2 separate regions of the Homo sapiens genome follow, and region 2 is linked to region 1. The links are chromatin loops, found by intact Hi-C in ENCODE. Cell type or tissue: A673. All regions are shown on one strand. Each heading gives the region's core, and the rest is flanking DNA. Links, peaks and the distances in the headings are about the cores only. Region 1 overlaps FAT3 (FAT atypical cadherin 3). Region 2 has its middle 290 kb from the start of LINC02756.

The links. Peaks named below come from ENCODE experiments on the same cell type or tissue, not always from the same donor. Only the 100,000 strongest peaks of a DNase experiment are listed, where the experiment ranks them.
Region 2: it touches region 1 in a loop (3-fold over the local background); 2 of 110 quality-filtered maps call a loop at or near these places.

Annotation. Positions count from the first base shown.
Region 1 is chr11:92,881,055-92,887,947 of GRCh38, forward strand. FAT3 (FAT atypical cadherin 3) reads left to right here. Exons shown (of 28, transcript NM_001367949.2): 24 at 1,684-2,339; 25 at 5,946-6,059. Among named protein-coding and RNA genes, the nearest start is that of LINC02746, 31 kb to the right of the region's middle. RefSeq lists a silencer at 5,309-5,603. In A673, for the core only: a CTCF peak has its summit at 5,449; a DNase peak (open chromatin) is centred at 5,437.
Region 2 is chr11:91,498,618-91,505,510 of GRCh38, forward strand. No RefSeq gene overlaps it. Among named protein-coding and RNA genes, the nearest start is that of LINC02756, 290 kb to the right of the region's middle. In A673, for the core only: no CTCF peak of the experiment used is centred there; DNase peaks (open chromatin) are centred at 3,214 and 3,504; H3K27ac peaks cover 2,354 bases.

The DNA of each region.
Region 1 (6,893 bases), core at 4,190-6,689:
TTATCTCTGGGTAGTAGGGTCATGAGTAATTCATATTTTCTACTTTATGTTTCCCTATACCTTCAAAATTGTGTATGATTACTATGTAGTCTGTAACTAGGGAGAAAAGAAAGTCATCTAGGCCACCTAATATTTCTATTATAATTCGGAGGCAGACATACTACCCATTTCCGCAGAATCCATTAACTGGACTCTACGGCCTATTGTTTTTTGATCATTCTGAGATACTGAAACTTACCTTCCCTTTGCAAACCTTTCTTTCATAAGAAAGAAACAAAATTAAATATTTGCCAAAAGGAAAGAGACCGTTTTAAATTCCTAGTAAAATGCCACTTTCAGCCATCCTTGATCGTTTTAGAAGTATATGTATGTAATCTCAAGCAAGTGATATTCTAATTACAGATCAGTCTTACTTATTCATTAGAGCAAATCTCCCGAGGACTTTACCAGGAAATACTTAACTGATTTTGAATCGTTGGATGTAATTTAAAGTAATAAAGCGGCATTTATTTTTAAATACTCTGTGATTCTGACTAATTTCCGGCTGTCCTCACCTCTATCTGTTCAAATTAGGTTTCGTTTGGCTACATTTTAAAAGGTAGATTACCAAAAATATAGGTGATTGGACCTTTTAAATATCAGAAAAATTGCTGAAATAGAGAAAAGTGAAAAAGAAGGTCTATGTTCTCAAATAATACTAAGCTAAGAAAGAATAAGACTGAAACACTTGCCTTATAATTATACTCAAAGTGAGTCATGGATTGCTTTAAAGAGAATAAAATTGATTTAATTATTTTTCATTAGAATGCTTTAGTCATTCTTCCTGAAAATCTACATGAGTATTAGCCTTTAACATAAGCACAGAATGTTGAAGACATGTAGCCCTTCACCCACCCACCTGCAGCCCCCAGCTTCCCAGAGGGACCAAAAATTACTGTAGCCATTAGAGGAAAATGTCAGAACCAAAGACTTTCCTCTGGGGAAAACCTATAACCGATATATAGATTCACAGCTCTTTGTCTGCAATTCTACAATCCCAAAAGCTCTGAGAACTTAAAGGGTTTGGAGTATGTTAGTGGCAAACTAATTTGGTGGCAAAACCTGTTCAAAACTGTTTTGAGGCTCTTTCTACTCTTTATTTCTCTCATTTAGTGTGAATATCCATATGTTTCACTGCAGAAACACTGGTATTTTTGATTATGGGATACTACGGCCAGCACCAATTTCTGTGAGGGGGAGGAGTATTTTACATAATGTGAAAGATATGTGCTGCATGTCCTTGCTAAAACTGCACAATTTTAAATTCTGAGATGCATCTGCTCCCGCGGATTTGGAGTCCAGTACCTTTTCAATAGCATCTGTTATTCTTTCTCTTTCTCCTCCTCTCCTCTCCCACCTCAGTCTCTTCCTTTCCCCCAACCCAGGTAGGAAAGGAAGACCTGGGAGAGATTGGGTTGGGAGGAACACCTTAAGGCAAGGTGATGACTTGGGGACCACAGTGGCCACAGAAATGCCTAAATTAACTCCCCCTCCCCCCCCCCACCAACCATCTTTGTCCTGCTTCATCTGTACCCTTTAGGTGCATCGTTTTCTTTTAAAGATGTCTGTGTTTTCTCGAGTTCCCGTATACCAACGTGTGTGCACTGGTCCTGACGGTGGGGAGGGGCTTCTGTGTCGCCGCAGGTGTGAGGAGGACATCAATGAGTGCGAACGAGAGGAGTGTGAGAACGGAGGCTCCTGCGTGAACGTGTTCGGCTCCTTCCTCTGCAACTGCACGCCGGGCTACGTGGGCCAGTACTGCGGGCTGCGCCCCGTGGTGGTACCCAATATCCAGGCTGGCCACTCCTACGTGGGGAAGGAGGAGCTCATCGGCATCGCCGTGGTCCTCTTCGTCATCTTCATCCTGGTGGTTCTCTTCATAGTCTTCCGCAAGAAGGTCTTCCGCAAGAACTACTCCCGCAACAACATCACGCTAGTGCAGGACCCGGCCACCGCCGCCCTGCTTAACAAGAGCAATGGCATCCCGTTCCGGAACCTGCGCGGCAGTGGGGACGGCCGCAACGTCTACCAGGAGGTGGGGCCCCCGCAGGTCCCCGTGCGCCCCATGGCCTACACACCCTGCTTCCAGAGTGACTCCAGGAGCAACCTGGATAAGATCGTGGACGGGCTGGGAGGCGAGCACCAGGAAATGACCACGTTTCACCCTGAGTCGCCCCGCATCCTGACAGCCCGGCGGGGCGTGGTCGTGTGCAGTGTGGCCCCCAACCTCCCCGCCGTGTCACCCTGCCGCTCCGACTGCGACTCCATCCGGAAGAATGGCTGGGACGCGGGAACTGAGAGTGAGTAGGAAGTGGTAATGCTCACCCCTCGGTGCTTACAGGGAACCTGCAGGGGCGCTGTGCGAGGACGCTACGGGAAGGGAGAGAGACCCCGCATGCAGAGCATTCGCTATGACATGTGCTGATGTCGAATGTGCACACCAGCTCTGGAAAATTGTCCTGGTTCTGGTTCCCATTTACAGATGGGAGAAATGAAGCTCAGAGAGGGTAACATCATGAGCCCAAGGTGAGGCAGCTAGTAAGAGGCAGTCAGTACCCCAACTCAAGTCTTCCAGGCTCCAAAACCCATCCTCTTCTCACAATAGCGGGCCACTGGTCAAAGTGCAAAAGAAAAGAAGAAAGTATACTAGTTATTGTGTATAAATTATAATAGTGTGTGTGTGTCTGGGCCTATGTACAAAGTGCAAAAAGCCACTTGAGTGATGTCCAGAAGTGTGCTCTGGAAGGCTGGAAGAAGAGAGTATTTCCAGTCTTAGAATGAAGACTTGAGAGAAGCAGAGGGACACTTCAATTGGACCATGATGAGTTAAAGAGTCTGGGGAAAGGAGGATATTCCACCGTAGGGGGACCCATGTGATCAGAAGAAAAGCAAGTCATTTCTTCTTGGCTGGAATGTAGAGACCATGAAACAAGAGGGGGATCCACAAGGCAGAAAGGTGGTCTGGGCCAGATGGAGGTGTTTGCCTCTTCACTTGGCCTCACACAGCAACATTCTAGGCACAGGGAAGAGCCACAGGTGCAAAAGTCCTGGGGTGGGAAGGAGCTTGGTGTGTAGAAGAACACAGAGGAGGTCGGTGCAGTTGGAGCTTGCTGAGCACCAGAGAACGGATACATTTTAACAGCAGCACTATTGCAGGTTTTTAAGTAAGTGACTGGCATGATAATTTACATTTTTTAAAGCTGGCTCTGGCTGATCCTAGGAGAAGAAATTGAACAGGCTTTCTTCCCAAAAAGGGAAGAAAGCAGAGGGCCAGTAAGGTACTCTCTGTGAACATCTCTGTGAGAGATTGTTTTCCCTGCTGTAGTGTCCATCACAAGGAGACTAAAGGAAGCTTTGCTGTAACCTATAACTTCATCAGGACAAATGGCTTTGTATCGCAGTAGCAGCTGTGTCCTAGGTAGCCTAGAAGGCTATGGTTATAGCACTGTGGCATATGCTGAGGGAGAAGGAGGAAACAGGAAGTTTTCAGATGGAGCTAGAGACCATGGGCAGCCAGGGAGATAAAGGTTTTCTTCATGGAGGAAGGGGATATTCCTACTGATATCTTTAAGCATGAGTAAGATTTCAGTAGGACACTTTGGAGATGCCCTCCCAGGAACAGGAAGCAGCTCAGTGTAGAGGACAAGTAAAGGGTTACCCGAGAGATGTCTGGCTCTGTTGTTCAGGTGAGAGGTCAAGGTTAGAAGTGAAAGTTTGAACAACATCTGCATGTAGGATGGTGGACTCTGTAGGAGGGTGAACTCACCAAGGGAACAAGAACAGAGAGGATGGTCAAACCAGGCCTCCAAAAGAACCCTGGAGATGACTACATGTGGGCTTTGGGCAGAAGGGGAGAAGCCAGGCAAGGAGACAAACACTTGCCAACAAAGAAAGAGGAGGGAAAAGGAGAGGACCCTTGTGCAGAAGCCAAGAGAATGTCAGTAAGGTCATCAGTGTTGAATGCTGTGAAACCGCCAAGGAGGACACAGGCTAAAATAGATGTATAGTGAGCCTGATGACGAGAGGAGTCAGCATCTCAAGAGCTTCTCAGTAGAGCCATCAAGGCAGAAGCCAGAATGCAAGGGTTGAGAACCAAGAGGTTTGATGAGAAAGTCAGGGCAGCAGGTGAATGTGAAGCACACTGCTGTGTGTTGCATCATCTCCTTAAACCATCATAGTGCCCCCATGTTGGTACCATTACCAGGCCATCATTCCACGGAGGAAAAAACTCCCTTCAATGGGTGAAATACGCACCTGAAGGCACCTAACTAGCAAAAGGAGAAGTTAGGATTAAAACCTGTGCTCTTACCAGCACTGTTCTTGGGAGCTTTGGCAGGAAGGAGGGTGAGCGGTATTAGAGGAAGAGGATTTCTTGGTGATAACAGAGGGCCAAGAATGAATTCTTTCTATTCTAGTGCTGCCCCAACTTGCTATCTGCTGATTGTCTTTCTGTAGACACATGTATTTTAAGCAGTTGCCCTTGAATTTCAGCCATAAATATACTCCCTCTCAAATTATCTGTTGAGTTAGACTCCACTATAATCTTGCCAATCCACTAGCTAATAGGCTCTTTTTTATTTAGCAATAAAAAAGGGGGGAGTTAATAAATGAAGGAGTGGAGAAAGGAGTTTTATGCTCAGCACTTCATTCACCAGAGTGGATTATTTGTCATTTCCTTCCTTGTGTTCAGGGCTAAGCTTGTGCACACCTTGTGGTTTTCTGAAGCTCATCGTCATATTTTCTGCAACATGGCTGTTAGGAGGTGAATGTCTCCCTGGCATATCTCTCCACTTACATCGGTCGTTTAGCCAACTCCTGTGGCCTCAGCCTCTGACAGCAGATGCAGAGCCACCATGCCTGTTCCTGACACCACCCTTTTTGGAAGAAACGTGATTTCTGTGGCCACGGAGAGGAACAAATGTTCCTTTAATCACAAGTCTGTATCTCTTTGTACCATTGCGTTACATGATGATTTGCAGCTCTTCCTGGTGATCACTGCCCTCACTCCTTGCTGATGTGACAGCTTTATTTCCAGAATTCACCTCAGGCCAAAACTCACATTTCCCCCCAAAGTATTGTTGGGTTGTATTGAATACATTTCCTTCTTTGTTAAGCAAGGCAGAGTTAGCTGGTGAGACAATTTCTGGGCTACTAATTCATTTTGCACTTGGCAACCTCAAGATATAGGCTGTTTTTATTGCTTCCTTTAGTCCATCAAATAAGAAAGTAGCCCTGGTGTGTGTGTGTGTGTGTGTGTGCACGCATGTGCATCTGTGTGTTTCTGACTGTCTTTGTACGGTAAAGAAGGAGGACATATGTGGTTAAGGGCATATCCACACCACTGCCAGCCCTCCTACCTGACACAGGGTGCAGAACATGGTCACTCCCAAAAATGATACAATGCTGCCCTCTAGGAGGCAAAGCTGAAAATTCCACTTACTGTCCAGAGATGGAAGTTAGGATAAATGTAAAGGCATTCTTGCCTATAAAATATTTATACCCCATTTTAAAAGTTATCTCATTTAACCTGGTGTTGACACCTCATCAGTTCATGTAAATGATGTAAATTAACTCTGAATGGCAAAGAGCAATGCAGCCACTTCATCCTCATTTCACTCTTCACTCAGTTGCTTCACTTCGAGGAAGAAACAGCCACTTTTGGCTGTCAGCTGTTTGGAAGCTCATTTACTATGGGCTAAGGGTTTCGAATCCATAATGTAAATCACTTGATTGACAGAACTTTGCCCCCAGTGGCACAGTCAATTTTCTACTGTGGAGCTAAATTATTTTCTCTAAGCAAATGAAAGTGCCTCGAGAAGTGAACTAGCTGAGAGGGGTGGGTGGGACTGGAAATAGGCACAAGGTAACCAGTGTAATTTCTGCTTTCTCTTTCACTGTCCATGAAGACAAAGGGGTTGATGACCCGGGAGAAGTGACCTGCTTTGCAGGTAGTAATAAAGGCAGCAACTCTGAAGTTCAGTCCCTCAGCTCCTTCCAGTCAGATTCTGGTGACGACAATGGTAAGAAGTCATCAGATTTGTTCGGAGCGGGTGGGTTCTGCTTCCTGTTCTGGAAGACCATGGTTGGGAGGAGGGTGGTGCAACTGGCTTTGTTTCTCAACCTGTTCATGGGCTTTTGAGCGTGTTCACCAGGTCCCTGGTTTACTCCATTGTTGGGTGTCATTGCCAAAGGAGCCCCCATTGAGCTGTAGCTGTGAGCAGGCCCAGAGATCTGTATCAGGGGTTGATGTAGTTACCCTGGGCCTCCAGTAGTGAGTCCTCTTTTATTTGGTTTGTGGTGGAACTACTTCATCCCAAATGATATTCTCTAGCAGACAGAGTAATTTCTTTCTTTTTTTATTTTACCAATGATCTCTTCCCTCTTCACTGTACATCCAACATCCCCGTCATTAGAAATTAGTTCAGAGACAAAAACCTTCTTATAGAACCAGTGGAATCTTCATTCAATTGAATCCCCCTTGTAATCATTTGGGTTATGGGCTGTTGGAGAATTTATTAAAAACTGTGAAGCAGCTCCTTAGAAAAATGCACATACACCCAAAATGTTGCATGCAATTTCTCGTGGTTCACAGACTTTGTTGACACTCCAAAGCTGCTACCTCTACCTCTTGTGAACTTATGCTTATGGAGAGGGTGCTAATGTTGGACTGGGTTTTCTGAGCTGAGGAACCAGCTTCGGAGGATGGGTTGTTCTCCCCAGGGCAGGGGAGGGAAGCAGGAACAGTCATAAAACAGTGAGTGTTTTCAACGTGCTGGGTAAACTAAGAATAATTTCAAACAGTCATCCACAGAGACAAGCAGCCTTACCTTAGGTCATTTTCCCATTTGTCAGCA
Region 2 (6,893 bases), core at 2,202-4,701, 1.4 Mb before region 1:
ATATTATGCTATATTTAATATATGTAATATATAACATATATTATGTTATGTATTATATATGTATGTAATATATATGTTATATATGTAATATATATAATATATGTAATATACATATATAATTATATATATTATATATTATGGATATTATATATATTATATAATATTATATATAATATACAATATATATATTATATATATAATTTGGAAGAAGAACAAGATAGTAGGATTTACCTTACTAAATCAGAATAATGACTCAGAAAGAGAGATATATTTATATATAAATGTGATTTAGGATAGTAGCATTAAGAATTAGTAGGAAATCCTAGGTTACTCAGCCAATGGTATTGGTTAGCACTGTGTAAAATATTAGCCATACACTGAAAATAATGTATGTCAGATGGGCTTAAATATTTAATATTTAAATTTTAATACTTTAAATTTTAACAAGTAAATATAAGACAACATTTTTATGACCTCAAGACGGAAAAATATGTCTTAAAGAATTTATGAAAAGCATGTTATATAAAAGAAATAATGATAAATATGAGTGCATTTAACTTTCTGTGTGCAAAAAAACAATTTAAAAGTTTTCAAAATCAAGTCATAAAACATATTTGGAAAGAAAATTACAAAGGAAGAGTAAGCATCAATAATTATTTTAAAATACTGGTAGTACTAATTATGAAAAGGTATATAATTTAGTGAAATATTGGCGAGGACTATAAAAATGCAATTTATATAAAAGGAAACAAGAATAGCCAAGAAATGGATTAAAATATTTTAATTTCACTCTAACCAGAAAATGCAAATTAAGCAAAGTGAGATTTTCGAAAGAAATACATGACAGATTGACAAAATTTAAATATTGGAACATTCAATTAATGGAGATATGAAAAAGTAAGAAATCATATAACACCCTGTTGGGATAATAATAAAATCTCTTTGGAAGCAATTGGTGAGTAAAAGATAAAATAGAAGAATATGTGTTCTTAGAGTAGCCTCTCTACCTGTAGAAGTGTGAAGAAGTTCTAACACATCTTCGTGGAAATATAAACAGAACTGTTCATATAATTGATAATAAAAAATAGAAAAAACTCGAATGCTCATTAGAAAGAAAATGAATAAATGATGTCATATTCATACCTGCAATAAAATGGAGTTATCTGTATCTGTACAGATAATTTCCATCAACATTATTTAAAATGAAAGTCTAATATCAGTTTTATAAATTATATAAACATTCATTCAAAAGAAATTATCAACATGCAATGTAAAATGTCATATTGTATATTTTTATATGTAAATACGTAGAAGTTATATGTTGCCATAAGCATTGCCTCTCCCTCTCTGTGATGAACAAAATGAATATAAGGTACTAAATTTCTCAGAGAAAAACAGGAATAATATCAAGGTGAGTATCTTGCGTGTTTCACTTTGATCTGTAGTATTTCGCTTCTTAAGAAATTAATCTGAAGTAAACCTTATAAATGTTAATATTTTAAAAATTGAATAGGATAAGTGTGATTATTTGGCTTATTACTCTCTATTCTGTGTTTTATATATTTCATAATAAAATATATTAAAAGAGAAAAAATGATAATTTAAATCTCTACCATGAACATGTTTCTTTAAAATATGTTTTCAACATGTATACCATATCCTTTCTTCCTCCTGCAAAAGTTCACCATGATTAGGAAGTGTGAGACTGAAAAGAAAAATTTCCTTTTTTTTCTAGAGGCAATTAAATTTAACACCTGGCCGCCTGTTAATCAAAGCATTGAGATCACTTATTCTCTTGACAGATCTTTCTTCTTCTTCAGGTTTCCCATTTCACACAGCAGAGAATCAGCTTTGCTGAAATTCACAACTAATTTCCAGAGTATAAAAGAACTACTTTGTCCAAAATGCCATATAACCACATTTTCTAATGCACCACAAAAAACAAAAAAACACTACTTTTTCACTACAGCTTCGCTGCAAAAATACATATAAACCCAATATATGAAAAGTGTGATAAGCAAATTACCTTTCTTAAACAAACTAAACACATATTTCAGCTCTAGGATTTAATTTTTAATACTGCACCTATCCCACACAACCCATAAAGTTTTTACAATAAATTTTGGATTCTAAATTCATAAAAGCAGGCTAGAGGTATTAGTGGGATCTCTGGGTTTTTACTCCCTTCTATTCTTTTATCCTTTCTGTCACAAAGTCTAAAAGTAAGGACTTTCTTCAGTATGGGTTATATCAACTTTACCAGTCTCAAGCTAGAAGAAACCTCAGAGAATTTGATGATGAAGACATCATTGTGAAGATGAGCTAAATCCTAGAGAAAGCAAATGGTTTGCTCTAGGACATACTTCCAGAGCAGACAAGAGCCAGGGCTATAATCCAAATAAATCTCCTGGTCCAAGAACTGCTCGTGACATGACAGTTCGTACGGTCGGGGTCTTTCAATACTCACAGCTATCACCATAAACCAAAATAAGTGATCTTATCTCATTTTTAAACTTCTAGATGGTCTGCCTAACTTCAGGCTCTGCTTCAATATTATTTTCGTGTTATTTTATTATGTTTTTATTATAGAATAGGCTCCTCTGTTAAACTCTCACGGTCCTCTGTAATCTTGCCCTAACTTTATTTCCTTCTTTTCCGTATTCTCCTTCATTTTATATTAAATATCCTCTTTAGAAAGGATTAAATCATGTGTGACTTTCAATTATATTGACTGTATTTTCTCTTAAATTCATAAAGTCCTACCCATTATTCTAGACACATATTAATTCCTATCCAATCTATAAAATTTTCTCAGACTACATTCAACCATAATTTTACTATCACTTGATTACCATACTTACATTCTATTTTGCAAAATTAACTATTTAATTGTTTACTGATTATCTCAAATGTATTGTTGGTTTCATCACCAATTATTTTCCAAACTCCCTTAAACCTAGTAATATATCATATGTTTGCTTTGTAATCTCCACAGTCTAACACAATGGTAATTGATGATCCATAACAAGTGCTCAGAAACTACTTGTAATTGACTAAACTTAATTTATAAATTCAAATTACAGATGATGACTAGTACATGAAGTAGACAGTATATTGCTAAATGATTTGGATTGGCTGCCTGCAATGTACCAGATCATGAGGGTCAATTGTTTGCCCCACATAGCTCCCAGAAAGGGCAGCACACATGACCACACATTTTCACTGAACAGGGCTGGAATATACAATCCATGGACACTGTAGATTTTTCCACTTGGGAAGTTTAAATGGAAGACAAAGGTATTAACCCCATAGTGGAATGATTCTTTATTGATAAAAATCCATGCAGTTTTGAGACCAGAGTTTACGTTAAGACAAATCATAACCATATTCAATATATAGTTTTAGGAAAGATGATACAAAGAGTGAGCAGAGAAGCTGGTTTCCAAAAAGGAGAACGCAATAAACAAGGTGATCAAAAAGGGAGGCACGGAGGGAGGGAGGGAGAGAGGGAGGAAGGGAGGGAGGGAGGAAGGAAGGAAGGAAGGAAGGAAGGAAGGAAGGAAGGAAGGAAGGAAGGAAGGAAGGAAGGGAGACCACGGTATGTGTGGGGGGGTGTGTGAACGTGTGCATGCATATGTGTAAGAGAAAGATAGATAACCTGAGAAAGATGAGTTCCTGACAATCTATTTCCAATCTCATAAGACCCAGTTACACATTGTTACTTGTTCTTCATGTTAATGAGATTGCTTGTCAATTTCACGTAATAATTAAAATTTCCCTCCACCCACATTTCAGCAAATTTTATTGGGTTTATTTTCCTTGTAATTCATATTCTAATTTATCTTTATTTCTGTGAATTGAAAACTAAATTTGAAGTCTTATTTTCTTAGCTAAAATCTGATATTTAGCTGGATCTTCAGTCAATGACCCTCAATATTTTATGATTCTACATTTGTTTGCAGCTAATCCTTTACTCCATCCATCTCTTTACTATACCTTACCTCTGTGTAGTTAATAAAGAAGAAAATAAACAGAAATCGAAGAAAAAAATGTTATGCTACTTGATATCCGTTTGCGTTTCTGAGGAAAATATTCTATTTATCTTACAATTATTTAAATTTTACTCATTGAAATAATTTTATTAAAATTAATTGGGTAGAATAATTTCCAATTCAGGTCTTTTATCAAACCATTCTAAACAGCAGGTTTAATTGTCGTCAACTGGTGCATTTAGAAGCAGCATTCACTACATAAGACGTTAGTCATTTCTGGTGTTTTGTTTATTAATACTATGTCAGTAATACACTAACATCAGTTTCTAAAATAATATTAACACACATTGGCTCAAATTAATATGCTTATCTGTGTCGTTTTGAAATTAAAGTCTTCACATGTTAATAGAGGAGACATAAACTGGACCAAAGAATGGAAGACAGTACAAGAGACACTTATTGATAACATATTAAATATGAGTGTGTATAAGCATGTATTATTTATAAATGTAGATATATTTGCATGCATATATGGGTGTATTTAATCATGTTTAATGTGTGAGTATAGATGTGCACATATATGCACATACACAAAATCTTACTGGCTTTTGTAACTTCTTATACTCCTATTATTTCAAAAAGGCCAGCATCTTCCAAAAAAAAGTAGGTGAAAACACTTTATAAAGAATAAAAAACTATGTATACATATATGAGAACTATGTATAAATATATATAGCTATGATGATAAAGAAGAAGGGGATAATTATGAGGAGGACGAAGAAAAATACAAAGAATATCTGCTTTGGGTCATGGGAGAAGATAGCTCCCTTTACATATGATCAATTTATCAAAAAGTAAAGATTGCTTTTCCATGAACTAAAATCTTGAGCAGAGCTACTGTCAAGAGAAAATGACTTGATACTCTCTTGACATATCAGCGTGAACTGTAAAACAGATAGATAGATGGTATCTGAGACCTGGGAGAAGAGGGACTGACTGTCTCACTAATAACTCCATTGCCTCTTCAAGCAAAAAGTTTAATAAAATATCTTTTGAGACTACATGTATTCTAACTTTTGAGTGTAGTCTGGTCCTTTTGAAATATTACATTTAACAGATTTTCTTAATTTTAACCCAGTAACCTCTTACTGTTGCAGAATCCCATCCAGGATTACATATTACATTTAGTTATTATGTCTCCTCGGGCTACTCTTGGTTCTAACGGTTTCTCGGACTTCCCTTGGTTTTGATGTCCTTGACAATTTCGAGGAGTACTGGTTGGTATTTTGTAGGATGCCCATGAAGTGGAGCTTATGTGATTGGTTTTCTCATTATTAGATTGGGGCTTTGGGTTTTTAGAGTTAGACCACAGGGGTAATGTGCCACTTTCATCAAATTATATAAACTGTATCAACTATCAACATGATTTATCACTCTTGGTTTTGGCCCTGATTATCTGGCTCAGGTAGTGTTTGTCAGGTAACTCCTATGTAAAGCTACTCCTTTTGTTTATTTGTTGCTTTTCCTACTTTTCATGCTAGATTCTGTAGAAAGAATCACTATGGCCAAGCTACACTTATAATGTGGGAAATTTTGATTTATCTGCTTATGGTCAGAATATGGACATACATTATTTGGACTCATGCACAGATTCATCTCTTCTTCTTTATTTAGTTATTTATTCAACCATGTATTAATACAAATATGAAGTCATGCATATTTATTTTATATTCTGGATTACAATCCAATATTAATTTGTTTTGTTGTTCAAGTTATTTCCACTTTGGTCTTTAACTCACTTATGCCTAGTGTTCCATTATTGGAACGCTAAGCATGTGGGAGTTATTTGTATCCTACTGCTCAAGGTCATCACCAAAGTCTGATTTTTCACTCACGCAAAAATTCAAAAAATTACAACCTCCAGCATAAATGGGTTAAAAGCTCTTTCAGTTGGCCCCTGTGTCCCGCTGACACACCCCATAATTGTTAACATTTTCTTCCCAGAACTTTCTTATTTCCAACCATATCTTTTAATGGCTTGATAGCTCATTCATTTTTATCACTGAATAATACATTTTTTTAATTATACTTTAAGTTTTAGGGTACATGTGCACAATGTGCAGGTTTGTTACATATGTATACATGTGCCATGCTGGTGTGCTGCACCCATTAACTTGTCATTTAACATTAGGTATAACTCCTAAGCTATCCCTCCCCCCACCCCCCACCCCACAACAGGCCCTGGTGTGTGATGTTCCCCTTCCTGTGTCCAAGTGTTCTCATTGTTCAATTCCCACCTATGAGTGAGAACATGCAGTGTTTGGTTCTTTGTCCTTGCGATAGTTTGCTGAGAATGATGGTTTCCAGCTTCATCCATGTCCCTACAAAGGACATGAACTCAACATTTTTTATGGCTGTATAGTATTCCATGGTGTATATGTGCCATATTTTCTTAATCCAATCTATCCTTGTTGGACATTTGGGTTGGTTCCAAGTCTTTGCTATTGTGAATAATGCCGCAATAAACATACGTGTCCATGTGTCTTTATAGCAGCATGTTTTATAATCCTTTGGGTATATACCCAGTAATGGGATGGCTGGGTCTAATGGCATTTCTAGTTCTAGATTCCTGAGGAATCACCATACTGACTTCCACAATGGTTGAACTAGTTTACAGTCCCACCAACAGTGTAAAAGTGTTCCTTTTTCTCCACACCCTCTCCAGCACCTGTTGTTTCCTGACTTTTTAATGATTGCCATTCTAACTAGGGTGAGATGGTATCTCATTGTAGTTTTGATTTGCATTTCTCTGATGGTCAGTGATGATGAGCATTTTTTCATGTGTCTTTTGGCTGCATAAATGTCTTCTTTTGAGAAGTGTCTGTTCATATCCTTCACCCA